2 separate regions of the Homo sapiens genome follow, and region 1 is linked to region 2. The links are chromatin loops, found by intact Hi-C in ENCODE. Cell type or tissue: tibial artery. All regions are shown on one strand. Each heading gives the region's core, and the rest is flanking DNA. Links, peaks and the distances in the headings are about the cores only.

What was found. Peaks named below come from ENCODE experiments on the same cell type or tissue, not always from the same donor. Only the 100,000 strongest peaks of a DNase experiment are listed, where the experiment ranks them.
Region 1: a loop joins it to region 2, with 15 times the contacts of the local background. A loop is called at or near these places in 1 of 110 quality-filtered maps.

The regions. Positions count from the first base shown.
Region 1 is chr17:17,691,566-17,696,934 of GRCh38, reverse strand. The region is part of intron 1 of RAI1 (retinoic acid induced 1); the gene reads right to left. Among named protein-coding and RNA genes, the nearest start is that of RAI1, 13 kb to the right of the region's middle. RefSeq lists a silencer at 1,924-2,353 and enhancers at 2,552-3,264, 3,265-3,979. In tibial artery, for the core only: no CTCF peak of the experiment used is centred there; DNase peaks (open chromatin) are centred at 2,549 and 2,904; H3K4me3 peaks cover 2,244 bases; H3K27ac peaks cover 5,000 bases.
Region 2 is chr17:16,482,534-16,490,243 of GRCh38, reverse strand. The region is part of intron 1 of LRRC75A (leucine rich repeat containing 75A); the gene reads left to right. LOC124903936 (a long non-coding RNA gene) reads right to left here and starts at 4,590. Exons shown (of 3, transcript XR_007065641.1): 1 at 3,063-4,590; 2 at 2,798-2,874. RefSeq lists enhancers at 2,414-3,338, 3,339-4,264, 5,190-6,116, 6,373-7,189. In tibial artery, for the core only: no CTCF peak of the experiment used is centred there; DNase peaks (open chromatin) are centred at 3,503 and 3,704; H3K4me3 peaks cover 871 bases; H3K27ac peaks cover 1,622 bases.

The DNA of each region.
Region 1 (5,369 bases), core at 370-5,369, 1.2 Mb before region 2:
CCTAGGAAGTCAAAGCAGAAGGTGGGTCACAGGATCGACAAGGGGCCTCGGGTCTGAGTGTGCCCAGGCAAAGGAGGCCCCGAATGAGGATGAGGCCAAGGTCTGAGACCTCCCTGAAACCTGGCATATCTGGGCCAGAGTAAAGCCCCTTACTATTGGAGCCCAGATCTCAGCATCGGGCCATGAGTCTTGCATGTCCCTGTCCACACTAGGCAGCCTCCTGGGCCCCCAGCAAGCAGGACCCCCTGACCCAAGCTGCATATCATTGGTTACTGGCAATGGAGAAGGGCTCTGTCGGGGGGCTACAGGTAGGGAGAGGACAAACTCAGAAAGTGAACAGCCAGTCCAACAAATCACCCCCAGAAATGTCTGCCTCATCTCGGAAGTTCTCCCAAGAACGTGGTTCAGGAGCATCTTAAACAGCATTAAGTAAGAAAAGCGGAATATCAACTGCTATATACAGAAGTAATGATGGCATACCTAAACAGACAAAAAACACAAAGCGAAAAACCCCATGAACGGGTGGTGGGGGGGTTGAGGGAAGACAACTGTGGCTGCCTTTGGAGACTGAGAGTACGGGTGAATTTTTTTTTAATTTGTCATATTTTCCAAAAGTCTATAATAAGCCTGTCCTCCTTTTATAGTGAGAAAAAAGCTATTAAAACCACCAAGTGCCTTACAAAACCAAATATACAGCATGACTCCGTAGATGTATCATAAGTGGTTTATCATACATCTACAGAAAGTATGTTGACAGTAGTTATATACTGCTGGTGGAATTATAAAGTTTTTACTTTTTTCTTGTATTTTTGGATATCTCTACAACCAACATATCAATAATCTGACAATTTCACTAAGAACAAAATGCTTAGGACTGGGAAGTTCTTTCCGATGGCAACCCTGAGTCTCTTCTGCTGCAACTGTAGCCGATTCTCAGCCTCTTTGTGCATGTGCCCTGGGTGAGGAGGGAGAAAGGCGCGAGGACAGCCTCTCAACCAGCATACAGCCTCCCTTCGGAGACCCAAAGGCCGACATTCAATTTAGCTGCCTACTCAGTACAGGTAGGAGGTGACAAAGGGTAGCTGAATCGGTGCCTCTTAAGAGACTAGGGGAGGCCGGGCATAGTGGCTCACACCTGCAATCCCAGTACTTAGGGAGGCGAAGGTGGGAGGATTACTTGAGGTCAGGAGTTTGGAACCAGCCTGGCCAACGAGGTGAAACCTCGTCTCTACTAAAAATACAAAAAAATTAGCCGTGGTAAGTGCCTGTAATCTCAGCTACTCGGGAGGCTGAGGCAGGAGAATCGCTTGAACTTGGGAACCGGAGGTTGCAGTGAGCGGAGATTACGCCACTGCACTACAGCCTGGGCGACAAAGGGAGACTCTAGCTCAAAAAAAAAAAAAGAGAGAGAGAAAGACCAGGGGAAAGAAGGCGGCTGTGGAGTAGTAACTAGGGACTTAGGGCACGAGAAGGCCGGGTGGGGACAGGGCAGTGTTGGCAGCAAAGTTCTGGAAGAGGCTCCCCCAGGGCAGGCGGGGTGCCCGAGCTCAGGAGGTAGGAATGTGCCTCCCAGCCAGACAGTCCAACGACTGCCAACTAGGGGAGGCCTGTGCTCCTGGGCTGGAGGGAGGCCGGCCGAGGTTGCAGGGTCCAGGCCTGGACCGGGTGAGGTGTGCAGTCCCGGCCCCCTTCTTTCTCCTGCCCTAGGGCAAAGGGTAGGTCCTCACTGACCCATGGACAGTTCCGGGGAAGAGCTCGAGACCCAGAGACTGCAGCTGAGAGGCCGCCTGGCCTCCACTTTTAATAGCCCCCAAGCGGTAGGGGTCCAGTCTCCCCATTATCCTGGCCCTCGGAAGCGGCTTCCCGAGGCCCCTGCCGTGGGGTTGCCGGGCTCGGTAAGCAGAGCCCGTCCCGAGGCTAACCCGCACAGACTCTCTTTCATTATCCCCAAACATCCAGGGAGTGGGAGAACGAGGCCCAGAGATGCGCGCCGCCTGGCCCGGTAACCCGCAAGCGCCGGCCGCAACGCTGGGACTGGAAGCCCCCGCGTTCCCGGAAAAAGACCCGGGATCCGCCAGGGGGCGGGGCCTCAGCACCCCGCCCCGCCCCGCGGCCCCGCGAAGCATGCCGGGCCGGGCGCTGCCATGGCGACGCGAGCGGCCCGCCCCGCCTCGCCCCCCGCCTGGCCTCAGCGCCCCGAAGGTCCCGGGCCCCCTCCCGGCGTCGGCGTCGCGGGCCCCGACCGCGGCCTGTGGGACGCCACCGCGGAGGAGGCTCCGGCGCGGCCAAGATGGTGGGCGCCGCGGGCGGGGAGGGGCGGGACCGGCAGGAAGCGCGGGCATTTGCCCTCTCGCCGCCCCTTCTCGAGGTCGGGGAGAGAGGAAAGGAAATGGCCTCGGAGGCGAGCGTGGAGCTGCCCGGGCGTCTGGCCTGACAGCTCCTACCTATGCCTTTCCTCGAGGCCCGGGCCCTCCCAGCCCTCTGAGAGGTGGGCCAGGTTGGGGGCTGCCCTCGCTGGGATCCAGAATGTGACTCACACCCCAGAAAAGATGCCCCTCCCTCCCCACAGGAAGGCCCGTCTTCCTGGCTATGTTCCTCCCCGCACCTCGTGCGTCTCCACCGCGACGAGGAGGGGGCAGTTTGGTTCCTCAGGCCTGATGCCAGCCTCTGCCCACCTACACCCCAGGCATCCGTTATTGGGCAGAGAACCCGTTTCCCCTCAGCACGGCTGCCTCCCCGGTCAAAGACTCCAAAGTGCCCACAGATCTAAGCAGAAGTCGCTGCCCTCCCAGGAGACCCGGCAAGGCTAGCAGCTCCCAGGAGACCCTGAATCCCTTTGATTCTGTGTCCTGCCAGCAATGACGGGACAAGGGTAGGATGAGAGCAGACACTGACTGGGCCAGGACAGGTGACTCTCCTCCTAAGCCAGCGAGTCCTACGTGTGAATGACTGCCCAGATTAGGTGGGCAAACAAGCCCAGATCTGTTAAGGAGTGAAGTGGCAGAGCTGGGACTCGGCCAGGCTGTGACTCCAGATGCCTGTCCACACGTAGTGGCACTCGCTACTTCCCGGCCGCCCAGCCCGGGCTGGTCCAGCCGCCGATCTCTGGCCCAGAGCAATGGCCTGGTCTCCCGTTCCTTCCTCTCCCTTCCCCCTACCACAGGCCTGGCTTCCCTTCTGAGCCGCCAATCTGCAGCCACACAAAGCCCTGTTTGTTTGCTTTCTCTGCTGCTCCCCCTGGATCCGATGTCTTTCTCAGCTACCTGCCGCCTGGCTTCCTCTCCAAGCTGCCTGCCCAGCCAGCTGAAGGGAAGGAGGGGCGGCCATTGCAGCAAGCGCCGCCTCATGGCAACCCCATCACTCCTTGAATCCACCTCCCCAGTGCAAGGGGCTCCTAGCCTGGGTGGCCTGACCTTCGACAATGGCTTTGGAGCCCCCTCGCAGCATCTTAGAATGTAGGGTGCCAGTTGGGTGGAGCAAGAAAGATGCCTGGGGCACGGGGAGGGGAGCTGGAGAGGCCCAGCCAGTCTCCCCTCTCCTTTTGTGATCAAGCTTGTTTTGTTTGTCAATCAGGAAGGCTGCCCCTGCCTTCCCAGCAACCCACTGGCTGCCAGGAGATAAGGAGATGAATGGGACCAGGAGGGCCTGATCAGAGGAGGTGGAGGAATGATGCCCTGGTTTCATGGCCCTCACCCATCCTCACTCTTTCTGGGGACTCCCAGGTATCCCAGGCACTGTGATGAGAGCTTACAGGCTGCACGGGGGCGTCACATGGTGGATGCCCTCAGTGCCCACCCTGGGCAGATGCCTCTGCATGGCAGGCACCCCAGAGTGTGCAGATGTGCGCACCCATGGCAGTGTCGGGAAGCCCTACACAGCCTGAGCGAAAACAGGGCTTTCACAGGCAAAGAAAAATAAATACCCGCATTCCACACCACCTTCTCTACCTGCAGAGTGGAGTCTGCCCTCTCTCCCCTTTCAAATAAAGAAACCCAACACTGATAGGCACAGAGATATTGCAATCTTGCCTGGCTCCCTCTACCTAGGACTCTTTTATTGCACCCTGCCAAGCTGGGTGGCCCAAGGACCTCCTCCTTCCCCTTCCATCCCTTTCTGTGCTGAATTTAACCCTTACAGCAACTCCAGGATAAAGGCATGATTATGCCCACTTGATAGATGAGGAAAGAGGAGGTTCTGAGGGAGAAAACCATGAAAAGAAAAACTGCTTTGGTCAGAAGCCAAGCTCATGGCTGTCTGACTGCAAGCCTTCACTTCCCACAAGGTCACAATATTATTTCATAGCCAGGAATTAGCTCCCGAATGGATGAGTGACTAACATGGGGAAGGGGGTAAGCAGCAGGCAGGGCCTGGCTTTGGAGCCTGCGGATGTGATTTCTAATCCTAGCTCTGCCACTTGGTTGCTGTGTGACCTCAGGCAGATCACTTAACCTCTCTGTGCTTCAGTTTCCTTGATAATGGATATAGGGCAGTTAATAAGACTTAGCGAGGACCACCCAATGCCTGGCACAATAGTAGGCACTCAATGCTGGCTTTTCTCCATCCCTTTCAGCATCCAAAGAGACAGATATTCACATATTAGAGGAACCAGGCCTCTCCCACCAATGCTTTCACTCAGTTGGCCCTCCTGTCAGGAACCCCCCACCTTCCCAACCCCTGTAACCATTTCTGGCCCTCTCAGGCAGAGGCCAAGGGCTGTCAAGTTCAGCTCCCCAGGCTCCTGTCCTGCCTAGGAGACCAGGTCCTCTTTGTTTAATTAGCCAGGGCAGGGGCCCCAGGGGACAGTGTCACCCCAAGGGAACAAAGCCAGCTCCAGCCACATCCTGCTGGAGTCAAGAAGAGAGCCACTCAATTAAGTCTGATTTGGCAAAACGTCTGTTTTAGTGCTATTTCGGGCCACGGTGGGGATTTTCTGTGCTTGTCTCAAAGGTATCATAAACCAGATTACTTCCCGCCTCCCTCACCCCTATCTGTGTTTGAAATGAAAATATTGTTTTTCCTCTGCTCTTTTTTCCTGCTTCTCTTTCCCACCTATCAGAAAGCTGCAAATGAGAGAAAGGGAAAAGGCTTGGCCCCAGGCTGGAAGGTAGCACCTGGGGCTAGGGTGCTCCCACTGCCCACCTGGCCCTGCTGGATCCCCCAGAGAGCAACATGCTGGGGGCTGGAGTTCCCTCAAACAGACTAAAGGGTTTAGTCCTCTCTTTTGCCTTCTCCCCACCTCTGGAAGCCACTTCCTGGGCCCCCCGAGGCCAGGCCTTTTTCTGACTTCTCCCCGGGCACACACCAGGTGCCTGGTAGCCTCCCCACCCACAACACACTCCTGCACTTTCTGCCTCTGAGCCTTTGCCTGG
Region 2 (7,710 bases), core at 1,323-6,322:
ACATGCTGTTTCCCCCACCCTGCAATGGGTGCTTTGGGGGATACAGAAGAACAGAGGGAGCTGGCAAGCACTTCTTGGAGGGTGCAAGACCAGAGCGAAGCTTGCATGATGGAGGGCCGCTTGGAGGCCCACGGGAGGAGACTGGACCCAAAGTGGGCAGATACTTTGGGCTCCCCAGTCCCTGTAGGGCTGAGTGTGATTCCACATCCTGGGGACACTGAGCTTCTCCCTGCCTTGAGGGAGAGTAGATAAGCCCCTGCAGCCCCACTGTGGGATCCTTGAAACAAGAAGCATTTCCTCAGACATCTGCACATGGGTCTTATTGGTGTCCTGGTACCCGCCTCAGCTGCAGGACTGGGAGGGCTGATGGGGGGGTGGGAGGGGGCTTATCAGACTTCCCCCTTTTCTGTGAAAGCAGCAGGTCCTCAGGCTCTGGGCTTCTGGGCTCCTGTTGGGCTCCCTTAACCCCTGGCTGGGGATGCAAGGGCCGTGGGCCTGGAGCTGCCCTGTGTGGCCTGGAACGGATGGAGCAGGACCCCTCCCGAAAGTGGTCATGGGCCTTGAGCAGTGTGGGAGTGGAGCACAGGAGTGTTCACTTGCCTATGACAGAGAGGTGGCTTTCTAGGACCCTGAGGCCATTTGGAGGAATGTCCAGCTGGATTTGTGCTGTGCACTGAAGTGGCTCTTTCTCCAAAATTGCATTTTCCTTTCCATTCCAGTTTCCTTCTCTAGTCTGGTGGTGGTGATGTTCAGAAAGGGAATGAGCAGCTAGTGAGAGCCTTGAGAACACACAAGCCTCACAGGGGTCAGACCAGCAAGAACCTCTTCCTCAGCAAGACAGCCAGTAAAGACAGGGGTCTGCAAAGCGTGGGGCACCCTGTTCTGCAGGAATGTCATGCAGGCCTCTGGGGTGGGAGTCAATGAGCAGGCACAGAACCAGGGAGGGGCAGCAGCGAGGACAGTAGCCCTCACCTCCATTCACACAGCATGTTCTCCTGCATTTGATAACTTGGGTTTGGCTGCTGGATTTGTGTATGCCCAGAGCCATATGGCTGGTGGGGACTCGGGAGCCTTTGTTCCTGTGCTTCTTAGCCTCTTTGAGTCCTTGATCTTTTTGAGGCTCTGAAAAAGCTACACACAATCTTCCCAGGCAAATGCACTGACTCACGCAATCTCACAGGCAATTTCGGAGGGTTCACAAAGCCCCTGAAACCCAGCTACAGACTCCAAGCTCAGAATCTCTGCTCCAGTCCAATACCACCCTTCTCCCTGCTGTGACTTGCTCCAGGCTGGGGATCTGGAAACAGGGACCTGACCCGGGTGCATGTGTGGCAGTTCACGGTGGGCTGAAGGATTGTGGCTGCTGGTGCCACTTCTTCTGAATGCCCCTCTTCAGCATCTAAGATTTGGAGGGCGTCTCTCCAGCTTGTCACTTGCTGGAGAGGTATCAGGAGGCCTCATTCAGCACAAATGACCCTGAGCTGTGGCCAGGGGTGCAGGCAGGATGCCAGGCAGCTGCCTTGAAGGAACAGAAAGTAATCCCCTTCCCTTTAAGATAAGTGTAATCTGAGAAGAGTCCAGGGCCAAGGATCAAGTAGGCAGCTCGCCTTCCGGTCCTCAGTCAGCTGTGACCTTGGGCCCAGCAGATAACCTCTCTGAGTTGTGTTTCTTTGTTTCCCAAAGAGGGATCTGGGGTACTGAGCACAGCAAATGCTACAAAGTGAATGAAATGGTGTTGGTGCTGCCATTCAAGACACATTCTCTTGGTGACTGTGAAACAGGAGAATCTGCCTTACTCACTTTGGGTCTGGCCCCAGTAGGGGCAGGGTTGTGGCATCCTTTCTCAGGCATGGCCCAAGAATTTTTTGGATTCCATCTACCTGGCCAGGGTTCAGTCTGGATCAAAAACTCACTGCACATTTAGAAGCATCTGGAGCGAATGCTCGTGGAGATAAAACAAGCCAGCTTTGGATGGGAGAGGCCATTCCTCTGCCCTTTCCTGGCCGCCATCCTTCCAGGCTTTCCCCTTCCCCAGATGTCCTTCCCCTTGGGCTCAGGCCTGCTGTCTTTAAGGAGCCCTGGAGAAGAAATAACCTTCCGCCATTGAGAGAGGGCAAGTGCCAGGCCACCTTGAGGGTGAGCTGTCATCTCTTCACCCCAGCAGTTTCCCTGAGTCCTCAAAATTTTAGACTGAGCTGTCGGCCTGCGTCATGGAGCAGCAGAAAAAGGCGTCTGTTTCCCTGGGATACACCCAGCTGAGGTAGCCCCTGTCTTCGTGTTCACCAGCACCCCAGCTTTCCCATGAGAAGAGGCTGATGGGGTTGGTTTACTCGAAGTGTGGCGCACACCTCTTAAGCAGGGCTGTTCCTATGTTAACTTGTTTGGGCCTCCCAGTGGTATGGCTAGGGCCTGGAATCCTGGTTCCTGCTGCTGTCTGGGGTGGTGAGGCTGGCTTCACTCTGCACCTGGGAACAGGAACCACATCAGCTAATGCCAACAAGAACCACTGAGGCCAGGCGAAATGCTCACACCTGTAATCCCAGTACTTTAGGAGGCTGAGGCAGGCAGATGACTTGAGCTCACCAGTTCAAGACCAGCCTGAGCAACATGGCTGTCTCTACAAATGCAAATACAAAAACTAGCCAAGTGTGGTAGTGTGCACCTGTAGTCCCAGCTACTTGGGAGACTGAGGTAGGAGGATGGCTTGAGCTTGGGAAGCAGAGGTTGCAGTGAGCCGAGATCAAGCCTCTGCACTCCAGCCTGGGCCACAGAGCCAGGACCTAAGAGTTTAACTCACCCCTCAAGTGGAGCTGAGCAATGGACAGACACCTGGAGACTCCCTGGAGATGTGGAGACTGGACAGGTCGTTACTACCTAGAAGCAGAAAGATGAGCATAATGACCTCAGAAGGTCACCTTTTTCCTTCCACCTCCACCTAAGAACACTTCTTTAGGCAAGCAGGTTGGAAGGCTACCAGACACCGAGCAGGGGGGCCCTACGCTGGGCCTGCTCTTCTTCCTCCACCTGGAATGCTTTTCATGTTTCCACTGAATGCACCTTACCTTTCCAGGGCCACCTTCCTGGGCATGTCAGCCGAAGCTCAGAGATCCATGTGGCTCTTAGTTCCTGCCACACTGGGAGGCATTCAATCCATGCAGAGTTTTTCCCTGATGTTCCTTTTGTTTGTCAGATAAGGTCAAGTGCTTCCTGAGGGCGGAGACCCACCACCACCACTGTTATCCACTGTATGGTATTGAAAACCTGTAGGCTCGTGGCATACCTTAGTGAGTCTGTGTGCCGTGAAGATGTGCGTACGCGTGTGTGTCTGCTGCTGTCGTCAGTGTGTCCTCAGAAAGCACTTGGATTCCCCAGCTACGGCTGTGCAACTGTGGGCTGATTTACCAGGCTTGTTAGTACTGTCATGAGACACAGCACGTTTGCTTTCCGTGTGGTTGGATTTCTGGGAGTGATGTCCACAGGGCTTGGCTGTTCCTGGCAGCCTGCCAGGCGGTGGTGTTCTTGGAGAGAGGAGTGGCATGGTGCCCAGGCTCTGTGGCACTACGGGATCCCATCCGGCAGGTGCAGTCTGGGGCCTCTGCCGAGGTGGCGGGAGGGGAGCGGAGCCTGATGGGAGAGTCTGGCCTCCACATTCCTGATCGGCTCTTGTGCTGAATCATGTTCATTTCCTTCACAAAGAGAAACCTTCCTTTTTAAAATCCGCCGCTCTCTGCCTGGGCTGGATCGAGGCTTTTCCAGTGATAAAGATGCAGAGGGATTCCTGTGTCAGAGCCTGCTTCATTGGTTTCCAAGGCTGCCAGGGACACTGGCTGGGGAAATAGCAGCCTCTGTAGTGGCTAAGCACGACCGCAGGGGCTGTAGCTGGGCCGGTTATTCTGACTTTAGGGTCTGGTGAGGCTGTGGGATGGGGTTGGGGGGTCCTTTTTTCTGGAACAAATGCCACCTCCTCAGAGATTACCAGAAACTGCTTTGCTGTCTTCAGAGGTCCTAAAGTACCCTGGCCTCCATCCATGGACCGTCAGGGTGGGTGCACCCTCCCCTCCCCCCAGTGTCATTTCATTGCCATGCGTGCTTTTCTGGGGCAGAGGCCATAAAAACTGGCACACAGTCTGTTTTCAGGAAATTCTTACAGAATGGATTGAAACTTCCCATCAGGCACACACTTCCTCCAGCCTCTGTCCCTGGCGTTCTCTCTCAGGAGACAGCGGGGTTTGGCTCAGACTTCTGAAGTGTTTCTACTGTGACCGTGGGCCTGGGTATTCCCCCACCCCGCTGTAACCTGTGGGGTGGAAGCCATGATTCCTCCCTGCATCCCCACTCCCTGTCTGCAGGGGAGAGACTCCTTGAAGAAGGGTTATCCAGTGACCAGGGTCTTCTCCAACTCCTCCATCAGGATGCAGAGGGGGTGGGGTCAGCATTGGAGATTCTCCCCGCAGTGTGGGGATCCTCAGCCAGCCATCTGTCTCCCCTTCCCCACCAAGAGCAGTGCTGCCGGTGCCCTGCAAGAAAACCACGCATGCGCGCCCACGCATACACACACACACACACACACACGAACACACACACACACACACACACACACACACACACACACTGCTTGTCCTGGCTCCTCCTGGCTGTTCTTGCCGACTGTCTTAGTCCTTTCCGGCTGCTATAACAAAATACCATAAACTGGGTGGCTTATAAACAGCAGATACTTATTTCTCACAGTCTGGAGTCTGGAAAGTCCAAGATGAAGGTGCTGGCAGATTCACTGTGTGGTGAGGCTGCTTTCTGGTGATGGTACCCTCTCGCTGCATTCTGGCATGGTGGAAGGAATGAAGGGTCTCTCTGGGGTCTCTTTTATATGGGCACCAATCCCATTCATGAGGGCTTTAGCCTTATGACTGAATCACCTCCCGTAGGCCCCACCTCCCGATACCATCACCTTGGGGGTTAGGATTTCAACATATACATTTGAGAATGGAGAGGAGGGGACGCAAACTTTCAGCACTGACTGTCATATCCTCTCCCATTAAGAGAAACTGGAATGGAGGTAGGAGAGGGCCCAGGCATCTAAAACAGCACATTTGGTTGCTGCGTCTTGGACTCACCATTACTAGAAGGGCTGGGTGTTCTGAATGAGAACAGAGACCTTGGCGCGCCAAGCAGGGGCGGGGACCCCCTCCTATGGTGCCTGCTCTCCTCCCTACCCCCACCCGGCCCTGAGCAGTGCCCACGTGGCTCTCCAGGAGCATTTCCCAGCTTTTTTTTTTTTTTTTTAACTTTTATTAGCTCAGACTCCTGGCTGCTGCAGCCATATGGAGCTCTGCCGACGGCTGCTGCTCAAAGAGATGTGGCATTTTGTTGTTTCTAACTTTATCTTAACCAGGAGAGACACAGGAGCACAGCTGAGAGTGGGGAGTGCCCTCGTATGTGAGTGTGTTGGGGCCACCTTCAGAGCTGCCCCTCGCTCCTGCTCGGCCCTCAGTGTCCGCGTGTCTTTCTGCCTCTCTGCCTCCCACTCCCTGCAGCTTTTCTTTGTGTCTCTGTTTCTTTCATTTTGTCTTCCCTGCTGTGTGTTTTTCCCTTCCCTGGGTGAGAAGCAGACTCTTGTTCCTCTGCCGGATCTTGGTCAGCTCCCCTCTCAGCCTCCCATCCTTTGCCAGCGGGAAGGTGGGGGAGTGGGGCCATGAGAACTGGAAGTGGTTGGTGGCGGTCAAGAAGGGTGCCCGGCTCGATTTGATTGTCTGAGTGTCAGCCGTGCCTTGGGCAGGAGAGCAGGCATTAGGGACACCTCCCCAATCTGCACATGGCTTTCTAGTCCATAAAGCCTTTTCTCATGTTTATTTTGCTGCTTAGGGGGTGGATTTTTTTTTGTTTTTTGTTTGTTTGTTTGTTTGTTTGTTTTTGAGACGGAGTCTCGCTCTGTCGCCAGGCTGGAGTGCAATGGCGCCATCTTGGCTTACTACAACCTCCACCTCCCAGGTTCAAGCAATTCTCCTGCCTCAGCCTCCTGAGTAGCTGGGATTATATGCGCACACCACCATGCCTGGCTAATTTTTGTATTTTTAGTAGAGACGGGGTTTCACTATGTTGGCCAGGATGGTCTCGATCTCTTGACTTCATGATCCGCCCACCTCAGCCTCCCAAAGTGCTGGGATTACAAGCGTGAGCCACTGTACCCGGCCTCATTAGGTGGTTTTGTGAAGTTGACACAATGTTGCTTAAAGTAAAAATGGTGGTTTTTAAAATATTATAAAAGCAATATACAATTATAGAAAAATGAGAAAATTAGATGAGCAGAAAATTAAAAAAGTAGTATGCATTAAATCATTTATTCAACAATCGAGTTCCTGTTCCTCCAGGCACCAGTCTAGGAACTGGGGATGCAACAGGCAACCCACCAGGAGAAAACCATGGCAGCAGCTGTTTCCCTTCCTCCGGGAGGGATGGCAAGGACCCCAGAAGCCACCACCAGTACAGGTGCGCAGCGTGGCACAGAAGGGAGGCTGGCTTCACTGGGAGCCAGGAGCCCTCAGTTCTGGCCCCAGTGGAAACCCTAACTTGCCCAGCCCTTTCCCTTCTTTGGCCTCAGTTTCCCCAGTTCCAGAATGAAGGAGTGGTGGGCGAAATGACCCCTGAGTTTCCCTACCACTGCTGAGATTCCACCAGGTGCCTGTGGTTTTGGAAAGACCCATTCATTCCCATGTGTGGTCAGTTATTTCTTCCAGGCCCTGAGCCAGATTCACATTCGAACCCTAAGGTCACCCACCTTGGCCTCAGCTGGTGCAAGAGCTGGGATGCAGCGGTCCCAGGACAGAGAGGGGACAGATACCTCCCCACCAGGTACTGGGGCCGACCCCCATACTGCCGAGGCCAACCTGTCTGTGCTGACCGCAGTCCTAGCTGACGGAGGGTGAAAGGCCACATCACATGGTGCCAGGGGCAGAGGCCAGAACCAGGGAACCTGCAGACTTTCACACATGAGCAAAGCCCAGCCCTCACAGAGGCCCGAGCTGCCCTGTGTGCCACAAACCATTCATCTCAGAGCACTGGGGAGGGTAATGAGGCTGGGGCAGGCTCTGCTGGGACCTGCTGTCCACATGACTCAGTGCCTGGCTCCCTTGCCACCTTTCTGCCTACTGTGGGGCTGCTCTGGCCCCTTGCACATCTGGTCTCTCTCCCCTCCCTCTACTTCCCACTCTGGCTTCCTTCTCTGAGGGGCTGCTCTCCATGCTCGTCTGGATGGAGCCTGTCCCCACTCCAGCCTCTGTCCTGTCCACAGAGACCCAGACCTGCCAGCCCCAGCCGAGCTTCAGGACCTTTGCCTTCAGAGGGCAAGAACCCTGCCTGGCACCTGACTGTGCACTAGTACTTGGTTCTTTCACTCAGCATACGTCCCTGGGCACCTAAGTGGAGCTGGCACCAGTTGGGACAAGTAGGGAAAGCAGGGCCGGCCAAGATGCTAATTTCTAGAAGGGCTCAGGGCAGTCGCTGATGCCATAGAGGACTGGCAAGTGACTGCAGGGCTGGCCATGGTCAGATTCCAGCTCTGCCCTTGTCTCTGGCCATGGGGGCCTACACAGGTGCAGGGCACGGCACACACTGGCTGCTGGGCAAACCCCTTTCCTCAGTGGGGCTCATGAGTGGACACAGGCGCTAGGCCCAGGACCTGTGGGAAGCCCCGTCTCCCCCACTTCCTAGGTGGGC